Regions from separate parts of the Homo sapiens genome. Here region 2 is linked to region 1. Evidence: chromatin loops called from intact Hi-C (ENCODE). Cell type or tissue: mammary epithelial cell. All regions are shown on one strand. Links, peaks and the distances in the headings refer to the core of each region. The heading gives the core; the rest is flanking DNA.

Region 1 (6,857 bases), core at 2,605-5,104:
TTTTTGAAGTTTTACTTTATATTTTCCCAACTGTCAAGCTCTTAGAAGTTTCTTTGTATCACTTTCTTTGTACCCTCAAACTTCATTTTCTTTCTTTCTTTTTTAATTGAGACAGGGTCTCATTCTGTCATCCAGGCTGGAGTGCAGTGATGTGAGTACGGCTCTCTGCAGCCTCGACCTCCTGGACTCAAGTGATTCTCCTGTCTCAGCCTCCAAAGTAGCTGGAACTACAGGAATGTGCCACCACACCTGGCTAATTTTTGTGCTTTTTGTAAAGATGGGACTTTGCCATGTTGCCAGACTGGTCTTGAACTCCTGGCCTCAAACAATTTGCCTGCCTTGGCTTCCCAAAGTGTTAGGATTTCAGACATGAGCCACCATGCCCAGCCTGTGCCCTCGAACTTCTACTGTAAAACCAAAAATACTTATTTTGCCATTTTTATCTTACATGTCTGAGTTCACTCTCCCCATATCCCTCCCTTAAGAATGAGAACTTCTTCAAGAAAAGGACCAGCCTAGCACATAGTAAGTGCTTAGTTAATGCTGACTGGAAAAATGGATGATGAAAGATACAGAACAAAATTTGCATATGAATTGAATAGGATCAGTGGTTGTAGGAGGCATCATGAGGAAATAGTGACGCAAGAAGGACCCTTGCCATGAAATCCAACATGATTCATTTCAATCACTCTTCTGTGTTAGAACCTAAAAGTCAATCAACTGTGCCCAGACAAAGTAAAGCCCAAGGAGATTCTAAAGGATGCCCTTAGATAGATAATCACTTACAGGTTAACATGAAAGTCTTTGTGTACTATATCAAAAGATTCTTGCTACTTGATAAAAATTCAGAATCATGGGCCCCAACGCAAACCAGAAATTGAATTTTAATATTATCCCCTGGAGATTTATATGCAGAATATTTTGAGAAGCACTTCCTTAAAGTAACAGTTTTAGGACTGAATGCCAGCCATAAACTATTATTCTACCAAAATTTTTAAATACAAGTTTGTTATCATGTAGTAGCCGACAATGGTGACTATAATAAATAAGATTTCAGGTCAAACAAAAATTTGAGGTTGACAGTAGTGTAAATAGAATCTAATTAATAAATTTAAATAGTTATTCCTTATTTATTACTACTTGAATGAGTTTCCTTTTAGAAAAAATATACATATACCATATAACTTTTACATTATATGTGTTAAAAACAGATGGACTATTCCATACATGAAACACACATGAATGCATATACCAAGGCAGAAATGCATTGGTAGAGTATGTTTATGAAGTCCATTAAGATTTTGTAAAGCATTTAGAGAAGCAGAATGGCATAGTGGCTAAAAGCACAGACTCCAGGGATAGACTGCCTGGAGTTAAATCCTTACTTTGTGCTTATTAACTATATGACCTTGGTCAAGTTTTAGAACCTCCATTGCTCAATTTCCTCATCTATAGAATGGAGATAACAATAGTGTCTGACCCAAAGGGTGGTTATGAGGGTTCAATAAAGTGTAAAATTCTTTAAAAATTCTTAAAACACTGCCTGGCACATAGTGGTATATATATATATATATATATATGTATGTATGTATGTGTGTGTATATATATATATGTGTATATATATATGTATGTGTGTATATATATACACACACACACATACATACATACATTTATATGTAGGGGAGAGGAGACAGAACAAGAAAGAGTATAAGCAAGCTATTATTACTATTGTCATTATTAAAGGTTTACCATATGAGAAAACACAGGTTGGTCTGAACACAAGAATTAACCCACCACAAATTAAGTGTATTAATTGAGTGTATTAATCAGAATTCTCCAGATAAGAAAAACCAGTAGGATATACATGGATATATAAGAGGAATTTATTATGGGAATTAGCTCATATAATTTTGAAGGCTGACAAGTCCCACATTATGCCATTTACAAGTGGGAAACCCAGGAAAGTCAGTGGTGTAATTCAGTGAAACTTCAAAGGCCTGACAACCAGAGGAGATGATGGTATAACTCCCTGTCCCAAACCAAAAGCCTGAGAATCGGGGAGTGGGTGCTGGTGCAAGTCTGAGTCCAAAGGCCAAAGAACCAGGACATCCCATGGCCAAGGGCAAGGGATGATGGACGTCCCAGGCCAAGAAGGGAAGAGAATTTTCCCTTTCTCTGCCTTTTTGTTGTGTTCCAGCCTCAACAGATTGGATGATGCCTGCTCACATTGGTGAGGTAGATCTTCTTTACTCAGTCTATCAAGTCAAATGTTAGTCTCTTCTTTTGGAAACACTGCCCCTGCCAGACATAGCCAGAAATGAGCCACCTGGGTACCCCTTAGACCATTCAAGGTGACACTAAAATTTACCATCACAAAGAGGCAGAGAAAAGAGGAGGGCAAATGTGAAACTGTGAAGTAATGAGCATGATTGGAGCTCAGAGCATGAACAATCAGGAAATACAAGACATTCAGGAGAGTTAGGCTACCTTCAAGAACACAGATGCAGGGAAGAGGAAGAAACCAGCAACTATGAGCCTATACAATGTGCCAGTAACAGTGACATCAGCCTTTAAATATATTCGATGGTTTACTCTTCAACTCACTGATGAGATCTGTATTGTTTACTTCATATCACAAATGTGAAAACTCAGGTGCACAGAAGCTAAATGAAATATTAGAGAACAAAAAACAATGGGCTGGGCACAGTGGCTCACACCTGTAATTCTAGGACTTTGGGAGGCCAATGTAGGTGGATCACTTGAGCCCAAGAGTTCAAGACTAGCCTGGGCAACATGGAGAAACCCCATCTCTACAAAAACTTCAAAAATAAGCTGGGTGTGGCTGCACACGCCTGTAAGTCCCAGCTACTATCGAGGCTGAGGTGGGAGGAGGATTGAACTTGGGAAGTCAAGCCTGCAGTGAGCCATGAGCATGCCACTGCACTCCAGCCTGGGTGACAGAGCAAGATCTTGACTCTCAACCCCCAAAAATGAAAGGTGACAGAGCTTGACTTAAACACAGGACTGGTTAGATTTTACAATCCTATACCTCATACTTATCTAAGTAAATCCTTTTTTTTTTTTTTTTTTTTAGTTAGCCAATGGGTAATAGGTTAACCCTTTCCAACATGACTAACCTCTTTAATGAAATGAAGGTGATGAAGATGAGGAGGAAGATCATTGTGATAACGGTGAGCAACACTGGTGTAGTGCTTACTGTGTGCCCATCACTATTCTGAACATATTGCTTGTGTTACATTTTTTAATCCTACCAAAACTCTATGAGGTGGGTATATTATTATTATCATAATTCCTATTTTATAGATAAAAATATCAAGGCACAGAGAACGTAAGAAATGTACCCTAGGTAACATGGGTAATAATGGAGGAAGAAAGGAAGAGGAAGAAAACAGCAATTAATGAACATAGACAATGTGCCAGGAACAGTGACATCAACCCTTAAATATATTAGCTGGTTTAATCTCCTGGACTCTGACCCCAAGTATAGAGCCAGTTCCCTGTTCTTTACCATCACACTGTACTGGTTCCTTGTAAAACAGCAAGAACAACAAAATGTTGGTGGAGAGGCAATGAATTCATGTTTTTGAGGATCTATTGTGTATTAGAGCACAAGCCCCCATATTTAATTCTAATCACTAAAATGTGAAGTGAGAAGAAGTTTTGATGTGAGACTTTAGACAGTTGGGAAACAAAATGGGCTACATAAATGGGAGAAGTGGAAGACCCTGAAAATATCCATGTTTCAGTTGAATTTGAATTAACAAAAAATGAAACTCTTAACCAGGAATCAGCAAAAAGTTTATGTAAGGGGCTAGATAATAAATATTTTAAGCTTTGGGAAAATATACTCTCTGTCACAACTTTCCACCTCTGCTGTTGTAGCATGAAAATGGCCAGAGATGATACATAAGTGAAAGGGTTTGGCTGAATACTAATAAAACTTTATTTACACAACAGCTAGTGGGCCAGATTTGGCCCAAAGCCCATAGTTCTCAGACCCTTGTTCGTAATCTTCAGGTAATAAAAAGAACACAATGCTTTTCGTTTATGGTTACCAGGCAGTATGATTCATGAGAAAGGAACTATGGTGTTATTTAGGATTCTGTATCTTAAAAGTTGAAATCACAGTGATGAAACCTGAAGAGTTGCTGAAATATGTAAGAGCAAAGCTACAAAGGGCTGACTCTGCCAGTGATCTATTTTTGGAAAGGCAAAATATTTTAAGGATGTGGATGCTTTGCTTTATGCCCCAAGTTACAGGTAAAGCATGAATCATTCCACGAGCAATAAACCCTGGAGATCTTAAAATTATGAAAATAAGGTTAAGGTTATTTTCTTCGAAAATAGCTTCTAAAGTGAGGTGTCAGATTGAGATCACAAATTGCGTTCCTCACTTTTTTCTTCTCTGCTTCTCATCCTATCACCAGGGATGTATACTACCTCTATGATGAAAAATTATGGTCATTTTGTCTCGAAAGATATATTGCATCCACATATGGGCCAAGTGATTTAATCTTGATTAGTGCTGTCTGAAGGCTTGTCAGATGGGTTAGCGATTGGTCATGTATTTCACAGCACTGCTATTAAATCTACTGGGAATTAACATGTTAAATCCATAATCATGCTTTATTGCCTGTATAATCCTGGGTTAACTGAGAAAGAAGTTGATTCATTTTTCACATGTTCACCAAAGTGAAGTCATATTTTTCCCTTAACTAGTAATTAACCTTTATGGCTTTATTAACTGCTTTACTAAATTTAAATGAAATGTTTATTGGAAAGAGTTCATGGGAAGTGTAAACCACAATGACATCATGGCCCTGGTGATGTCCTGTTTCTTGGAACTTCTCTATTAAAAATGTTCATATTACAAGTAGCCCATTTTTTATCATGAGGTACTAGTGCTTGTAACTTAATAGGCAGTGTCGTATAACAAAAACAGCAATGGCTTTGGAGTCACACAGACCTGGATTCAAATCATATCTAATCACTTACAAGCTGTGTGACCTTAAGCAAGTTCCCCAATATCTCTGAGCCTCAGTTTCCTTACATGTAACTTAGGAATAATAATAGCTAATTCAGACCATTGGTAATAAAAGAGGTGAATGAATTAGCAGGGAAGATTAGAGAGGTAGTTAATTTACAAGAGGTAATTTTTATCAGTCTATTTTTGGTTAGAACAAGATTTTTGTATTGCGCTCATATAGAAGAGAGAGAAAACTGGAGGCCATAGAATAGTGTCTGTTTCTAAATTCTCCCCAACTTTCCTTAGCCCCATGGACTAGACATGAACCCTATGTAGAGACAATCTGTGACATAGGCTGCTAATATATTTTATTAAGAGTCTTCAGAACTGCCACTAGTCTAAATAGTCCCATTGTGCAAGTGAAACAAAGGTGCCCCTTGGGGCAGAGATAACCCTGTGGACACATGGCTTGACAAGCCGATGAAGTTTTGTGTAAAGATGATGGGCTGAGCCTCATAGCTTGGTAAGCAGAGCATGGGTTTGGTGTCACCTCCCCTAGACTCTCCGCAGGGTGCTGTTGCTTAGATGCCAAAACACATCTGCACATGGTACTCTGAACCCCAGAGTTTTAACTTGGCATCTGATTATCCAGTCGAGACAAATTTCCCAGTCTCTGTCCCAGATAGGTGTGGTTATGTGAATAAGTTACAGGTAGAGGGATGTGTACGGAAGTGAAGTCTATAATAGCTTCCAGTCATCTCCTTAAGCAAAGATTCCTTTTTTCCTCTGTCTGGGAAATGGTAACAAGGTAGCAATTTTGGATACAAAGATAAAAGCCATATTTGGAGGATGGCAGGAGCTAATTCATTAAACTGGGTGAGACAGAACAACTAACATCAGCCCCAGGCTTCTCACTTCTAGAAAACACATCGACAGAAATAAACTTTTATCATGCTGAAGCCACAATGTGTTGGAATCTTTTTGTTATATCATTCTAGCTCATATTCTACCTAATATGGGGCTTTTAGACCTGAGTTAAAGGAGTATTTTTATGAGGGTCTGATTTCCAGTGACACAAGTAATGTTGTTTGGGTGCCAGGTGAAAAGGGATGATGAAGTATAGAAGGGAGCATGTACAATGCTTTGGCACCAGAGGCAGTGCCTAGAAAAACTGCAGCACAGCAGTGATTGTGAGTATAATACATGATAGGAGATGACAGATGCCCAAGAACCTGGGCATTGCAGCGACTCTATGTGGCTGAACTGACACACAGATCTTCTTACGGACTCCCTATTACGCTTAGTGAGAGCAATGTCACAGGTGCCTAAGATCTGTATAGCAGATAATGGTAAAAAGCAGACATTTTGAGCCATTATTGTTACTCTGACCCCACCTGTACTCACACGCTGATAGGACTTTGAGTCAATCAGGGACCAATCAGGAAAATAGAAATCACATTATTTATTTCAAACAGAGGTACTTTGATAGAGGATATTTGTGTCAAAGTGTTTGAAGTGTTGAGGAAGATAAAGGAAAGGTGGAGTAACACAGAGACTGGAAACTACAGGAAGGTCCTAGGATTGTAGGGACAAAAAAAGAGGAAATGATACTAACAAACCCAGGTGAGTACTCACTACTGATGGTGGTGGTGGAGACCACTACAATGATTGCAACTGCTTCTCCTAAAACTATTGACTTCTCTGGGGCTTGTAAATCCTAGCAGACATTGCCCGTGACCCATTACTACTCTTGCTAGAAACTACGAAGGCCACTGGAGATCAAAGTTTCCTGATGCTACAAGATGGTGAGAGGAGAGAGAGAAGACAGAGAGAAACCTTCGGAAACTAGGGTTGTTTGATTCTCTTATAT
Region 2 (6,857 bases), core at 2,503-5,002, 54 kb before region 1:
TTATGCAAGTCAGCGACACTTCATCATTTTCTTCATTAAAACCCTGTATATTTCTTGTTCGGTTTATTTCTAGATATTCTCTATTAAGATTGGGAATAAGGTTATTTGTTTCAATATATTTTTAACTATTCAATGCCAGTGTTAAAGTTATAGGCCAGGCACAGTTGTTCATGCCTGTAATCCCAGCACTTTGGGAGGCTAAGGCAGGCAGATTATTTGAGGCCAGGAGTTCGAGACTAGCCTGGCCAACATGGTGAAACCCTGTCTCTAGTAAAACATACAAAAATTAGCTGGGCATGGTGACACACACCTGTAATCCCAGCTACTCAGGAGGCTGAGACAGGAGAATCGCTTGAACCCAGGAGGCAGAGGCTGCAGTGAGCCGAGATCATGCCATTGCACTCCAGCCTGGGTGACAGAGGGAGACTCCATCTCAAAATAAAATAAAATAAAATTTAAAAGTTATAGATTTTATATATTTATTGCATACCTGACTTTATTAAACTCCTATAAATCTTATTTTTTAGCTAATTTTCTTGAGTGACCAAATCTATTTCAATGTAAGAATTTTAGTAAAATACAAATTTTTCATGAGACCATTATCTCCTCATAGAAAGTAGAATCTTTATAATTTTCTGAGAGATTTTCTCATCTCATTAAAATCTTCTTAGAGAGAAGCATTGGAAGGCATACATTGGAAGGAGATAAGGTAATAGTTCTCTGTGAATATAAAAGATAATGTCGTATATTTTTCTCTCTTTTCTCACTCCTTGATATTACAGGGTCAGTGCTGGCATACATTTGCTGCAAGATATGAAGGTATTGTCAATTCAGTTTGGTTCAACTAACATAGTCAAATATCTTTTATGCATCAAACTTGATCTTAGTTCTGGCAAGAAAAAAAAAAAAAAAATCTCAGTCCTTATCCTAAAGGAGCCTATTTCCAAAGAGTAGAAAGGACAAATAGAAAATTTCAAAATAATATGGTGTTTACTGTGAAAGTAAAATGTCCAAAATATGGTTGTTATCAGAGATCAAATGAAGGAGAGCTAAAGCAAGTCCTCATGGAAGAATGGATGGAGATCAATGAAAGATTTTCCAAATAAAATTGCATGTAAGGTGGACAAGAAAGATTTAGCCATGTTAACGGTGTATGGAGTAAGATGGGGTGGTGAGTTGTTGAGAAAGAAGGTACTGCATAAGCAAATTCATAAATGTATTGGGGACATATATGTATGTGTTGGGGACAGAGATACTATACATGTTGTGGAATTGCTCAAGTTTAAGGCAAGGAGAATAATGGACATGAGGCTTGAAGAATTAGGTAGAGACTAGATCTTAAAAGTTTTTATATTAGGAAAGATACTTGAACTTAATTTTCTAGGTGATACGGAACCTATGTGTGTGTTGAGTAATACTGTCAGATTTCCTTTTTATAGATAGAGCAGTGTGGTGATGCTATGAAGGATAGATTAATGGGTGTAGTGTGGACTAGCTTAAAAATAAAAAATTAAAAAATCAGTAAAGAGGCTACTGCACCAGGAAGGCAGTTACTCCAAATTGAACTAGTTTGTTCTAGCAATGATGTAGTCAAAGGGACAGATTCTAGAGACTGGCAGGATTTGTTAACTAATTGGATAGTTTGATGAGTTTGTATGGTGTCAATTAGCTAAGCTGGAATTATGTTTTTCAGAATTCCCTTTACTTCCTTGTTCCAGGTTAACATGGGCATTGTAAAATATTTTGTGTGAGATTTGGAAGACAGGTGTGAAACAGTAGTTACACATTTAATGCAGGGAATGTCATTGAGGGCACTGGGCACGGCTGTAGCGCATACACACTGTTGTTGATATACTGGCTTACCTAATTGGCTTGGGCAACTGCTGGTGCCACAGCTTCTCTAGTTCCTGCTGGTTTTTCTTCAGCTTTTCCTGAGCCAGACCCAGCACCACATGAAGAAGGAAGAGTCATACACCAACTTTGTAATCAGTCTCCACAATTCCTTGGAGTCCAATTCTAACATACATCTATATTTTCTGTCATTTCTTGTGGCTCTATTTTTCTGATTAAATCACGACTGATAATAGATATAGAGAATGATAAAGAGAAGAAGTGTACCAACCCACTAGATTTCTTTGTGGAGTCATTTGGTAGATAATGGCAGGATACATTGTAATAGAGGATACATGAGAGGAATAAATCTGGAGTATGTAAACTCTGGAGTTAGTATGTAAACCCCCAAAATCAGCTTTGAAGTGTGGGATCTGATTTGCTTGAAACATCTATGTGGTGATGCCAGTTGGAATGGTAGATAGTTCTTTATCTTAATCCAAGAGGAGGGATCAAAGGTAGTGACACTGTATTGAAGCAATTGTATAGGGGGTAGGTAAAACCATGATAATTGATGAGGTCACCCAGAGAAATCAAGGGGTAGAAAGTGAATTGGAGAGGGTACAGTACAGGAGGAACACATCCTAATTTAAGATGTGTTCGGGGAGAAATTGACCAATAAGAAGACCAAGAAACAGTGGTTTTAAAAGGTGAGAAGAATAGGGGGTGGGGGTAAAAAGAGTATAATGAAAACAAATAATTTTAACATATTTAAGAATCAAGGTCTTCTATATCATTTGGGGCAGAGAGTTTTTTTGGATTTGTTAATATGAAAATTACAACTAGGTAACCTTTGGCTCAGCAGTTTCTGTGGGGTAGCAGGGGCATAAGCCAAATGTTCAAATTCATTGAGCACTAGAGTGAGTATAAAAGTGTGATGATGGTTGAAAATGGGGCAGGAAAATGGGGAAAACTGCCTAGAATCTGGAGGTAGATATGGAGTCAAGGGAGGCCTTTTTCAGCAATGAGAGGTATATATATTCTAAGGGAAGTGATCTAGTGGAAGTATGACAATGAAGCTATAGGAAAGTGTTATAATTGGTAGAGCAAACAACTTGGGTAAACAGAAGAGAATGGAGTCAAGAGCCTAAGGAAAGAGTTATCCGTGAGGAGAAAGAAAGGCATTTCTAAGACTAGAGGGGAAAATGTGATGATATTTGCAACTACAGATGGCTTTGCAGGCAGGGAGGTGTGCTCTGTTTTGCTGATCAATACGAAGCTGTCTCCTGAAAGTGAATGAGAAAGGGGCATGCAGCATATGAGAAAAGTAATGTTTTGGAATAGTCACTAGAGGAAATGTGGAGATAAACCAAGTACAGTGAGAAATTTGGTTTTCGGTGGATCATCTAAGGAAACTATGTTAGAAAAGAAAAGCTCTGTCCTAGGAGTGTCTTGCTTTGAAAAGGCATCATATCTGAAAAGCAAAGAAGGCTAGATGTCCTATATAATGCCCATCTGTATTAGCTGGTTCTCATGCTGCTATTAATAATAATAATAAGGACACACCTGAGACTGTTATTTATAAAGGAAAGAGGTTTAATTGAATCACAGTTCAGCATGGCTGGAAAGGCCTCAGGAAACTTGCAATCATGGCAGAAGGGGAAGAAAACACGTTCTTCCTCACATTGCAGCAGCAAGGAGAAGTGCTGAGCAAAGGGGAAAAAGCCCCTTAGAAAACCATCAGATCTCATGAGAACTGACTCACTATTACAAAAGCAGCATGGGGGAAACCACCCCTATGATTCAATTACCTATCACCACATTCCTTCCATGACATGTGAGGATTATGGGATTACAATTCAAGATGAGATCTGGGTGGAGACACAAAGCCAAACCATATCACCACCTCAACAGGAAGGGCAGGAAAGGAGGCAATGATGCAGCTGGCAGAAATTATTTTAAAAAGTGGCAATTGGGAAATGAACAAAGGAAAGGTTGTATGGCAGATGGCAGAGTAATAGATGTTTTTACAAAGCAGCCTTGTGAGAGGCAAAGTTGTGGTGTAATGTATTTCCTGCTTGGAATATTCTCCTATATGCTGCCATGTGTTGCTATGCAGTTATGGAGAGTACAAAAACAGCCATTCTTTAGCTGATAGAAACATTCCTGAGGATCTATGATGTGCCAAGATTGGGTTAGTCACAGGGAATGTAGCAGTGACAGATATGGTCTCTCTTCCCTAGGAGGATGTAGTCCAGTGTGGAATACAAAAAGAAATAAGAATAAATATTGTGATAAGAAAAATGAATGAACTAAATATAGGATGTTATATACAGAGTACAGAGAAGATAAAGTTTAAGGACATCTGGATGTTTGTCGGTGTCTCACTTGGCCATGTCAGAATGAGTAGCTTAAAGTTTACACAAACCTTTATCAGTAACACGTCCTCAAATTAACCTGTATTTCTGGCATCACAGTAAAACCAAGGAGTAGGAGTCAAATCAGGACAGGAAAAATGCCAAAAACCTCACATTGTAATTCTCAGAAAAATTTGCACAAAGTGTGCATTCCAGAAGTGTACCTGTAACCTCAGACACACTCCTATGATGTGTACTTCCTATGCCTGTATTGTTAACAGTGTACTAATGGGGCCAATGGCAGATAGATGTCAACAACAAAAATCAGCTTTTCTATATTGTGTCCAACTTTACTTGACTACGATTTTTGTCCTGGAATTTAAAAATACTCAATTCTGATCTATTCAAAATTAACAATTATGTTTATCTGACAGAAACACTAGTCTGAATGCTGTCATGGCTGTGCTATATTCTACCTTCTTAAGAGGCAGTCAGTTAAATAGATTCTCGATTAGGATTCCCTCTGGAATTAACTACCACATTCTAGTTAATTGGTAAACAACTTAACATCCATCTTGCTCAGAACTCATATAGTAGATTTTCCAAGTTGCTACCAGTTGCCAAATGGTCTTTGGTAATTAGAAATCCTAGAAGAGACCAGCACTGTTTTATAACCGCATGCCTTCATTCGTGGTGTGTTACTTAAACCTAGAATGTCTTTCTCCCTTTCTTTACCTGTCTATATTCTGCTGGTCCTTCAAGACTCTTCCCAGAGATCACATCCTCTTTTTTTTTTTTTTTTTTTTTTTTTTTTTAGTATTTATTGATCATTCTTGGGTGTTTCTCAGAGAGGGGGATGTGGCAGGGTCATAGGATAATAGTGGAGAGAAGGTCAGCAGATAAACACCTGAACAAATGTCTCTGGTTTTCCTAGGCAGAGGTCCCTGCGGCCTTCCACAGTGTTTGTGTCCCTGGGTACTTGAGATTAGGGAGTGGTGATGACTCTTAAAGAGCATGCTGCCTTCAAGCATCTGTTTAACAAAGCACATCTTGCACCGCCCTTAATCCATTCAACCCTGAGTTGACACAGCACATGTTTCAGAGAGCACGGGGTTGGGGGTAAGGTTATAGATTAACAGCATCCCAAGGCAGAAGAATTTTTCTTAGTACAGAACAAAATGGAGTCTCCTATGTCTACTTCTTTCTACACAGACACAGTAACAATCTGATCTCTCTTTCTTTTCCCCACATTTCCCCCTTTGCTTTTCGACAAAACTGCCATCGTCATCATGGCCCGTTCTCGATGGTCGCTGTCTCTTCGGAGCTGTTGGGTACACCTCCCAGGTGGGGCAGCCTGGCAGAGGCGCTCCTCACATCCCAGATGATGGGCGGCCGGGCAGAGGCGCTCCTCACCTCCCAGATGATGGGTGGGTGGGCAGAGACGCTCCTCACTTCCCAGACTATGGGCGGCTGGGCAGAGGTGCTCCTCACTTCCCAGACGATGGGCGGGTGGGCAGAGATGCTCCTCACTTCCCAGACGGGGCGGCCGGGCAGAGGCGCTCCTCACTTCCCAGACGGGGCGGCCGGGCAGAGGCGCTCCTCACTTCCCAGACAATGGGCGGCCGGGCAGAGGCGCTCCCCACTTCTCAGACGATGGGCGGCCGGGCAGAGACGCTCCTCACCTCCCAGACTATGGGCGGCCGGGCAGAGGTGCTCCTCACTTCCCAGACAATGGGCGGGTGGGCAGAGACGCTCCTCGCTTCCCAGACGGGGCAGCCGGGCAGAGGCGCTCCTCACCTCCCAGATGGGGCGGCCGGGCAGAGGCGCTCCTCACCTCCCAGATGGGGCGGCCGGGCAGAGGTGCTCCTCACCTCCCAGACGAAGAGCGGCCAGGCAGAGGCGCTCCTCACCTCCCAGATGGGGCGGCCGGGCAGAGGCGCTCCTCACCTCCCAGACGGGGCGGCCGGGCAGAGGCGCTCCTCACCTCCCAGACGGGGCGGCCGGGCAGAGGCGCTCCTCACATCCCAGATGAGACAGCCGGGCAGAGGTGCTCCCCACTTCCCAGATGGGGTGGCGGCTGGGCAGAGGCGCTCCTCACATCCCTGACGGGGCGTCCGGGCAGAGGTGCTCCTCACTTCCCAGACAGGGTGGCCGGGCAGAGGGGCTCCTCACATCCCAGACGATGGGCGGCCAGGCAGAGACGCTGCTCACTTGCTAGATGGGGTGGCGGCCTGGTAGAGGCTGTAATCTTAGCACTTTGGGAGGCCAAGGCAGGCGGCTGGGAGGTGGAGGTTGTAGCGAGCCGAGATCACGCCACTGCACTCCAGCCTGGGCAACATTGAGCGTTGAGTGAGCGAGACTCCGTCTGCAATCCCAGCACCTCAGAAGGCCGAGGGGGGCAGATCACCCGAGGCCAGGAGCTGGAGACCAGCCCGGTCAACACGGCGAAACCCCATCTCCACCAAAAATACAAAAATCAGTCAGGAGCGGCAGCGCGTGCCTGGAATCCCAGGCACTCGGCAGGCCCAGGCAGGAGAATCACGGGAGCCCGAGGCAGTGAGGTGAGGTTGCAGCGAGCTGAGATCATGGCAGTACAGTCCAGGCTTGGCAAGAGAGGGAGACGGTAGAAAGAAAGGGGAGAGGGAGGGAGAGAGGGAGGGGGAGGGAGAG

Evidence for each region. A loop is a pair of places that touch in the nucleus more often than their neighbours do. Peaks named below come from ENCODE experiments on the same cell type or tissue, not always from the same donor. Only the 100,000 strongest peaks of a DNase experiment are listed, where the experiment ranks them.
Region 2: a loop joins it to region 1, with 2.7 times the contacts of the local background. A loop is called at or near these places in 2 of 110 quality-filtered maps.

What each region holds. Positions count from the first base shown.
Region 1 is chr9:104,282,900-104,289,756 of GRCh38, forward strand. LOC105376194 (a long non-coding RNA gene) reads left to right here. Exons shown (of 4, transcript NR_135141.1): 3 at 3,095-3,191; 4 at 3,325-3,679. Among named protein-coding and RNA genes, the nearest start is that of SMC2, 190 kb to the left of the region's middle. In mammary epithelial cell, for the core only: no CTCF peak of the experiment used is centred there; a DNase peak (open chromatin) is centred at 4,112; H3K27ac peaks cover 557 bases.
Region 2 is chr9:104,229,244-104,236,100 of GRCh38, forward strand. No RefSeq gene overlaps it. Among named protein-coding and RNA genes, the nearest start is that of SMC2, 140 kb to the left of the region's middle. RefSeq lists an enhancer at 3,035-4,234. In mammary epithelial cell, for the core only: no CTCF peak of the experiment used is centred there; a DNase peak (open chromatin) is centred at 3,668; H3K27ac peaks cover 2,462 bases.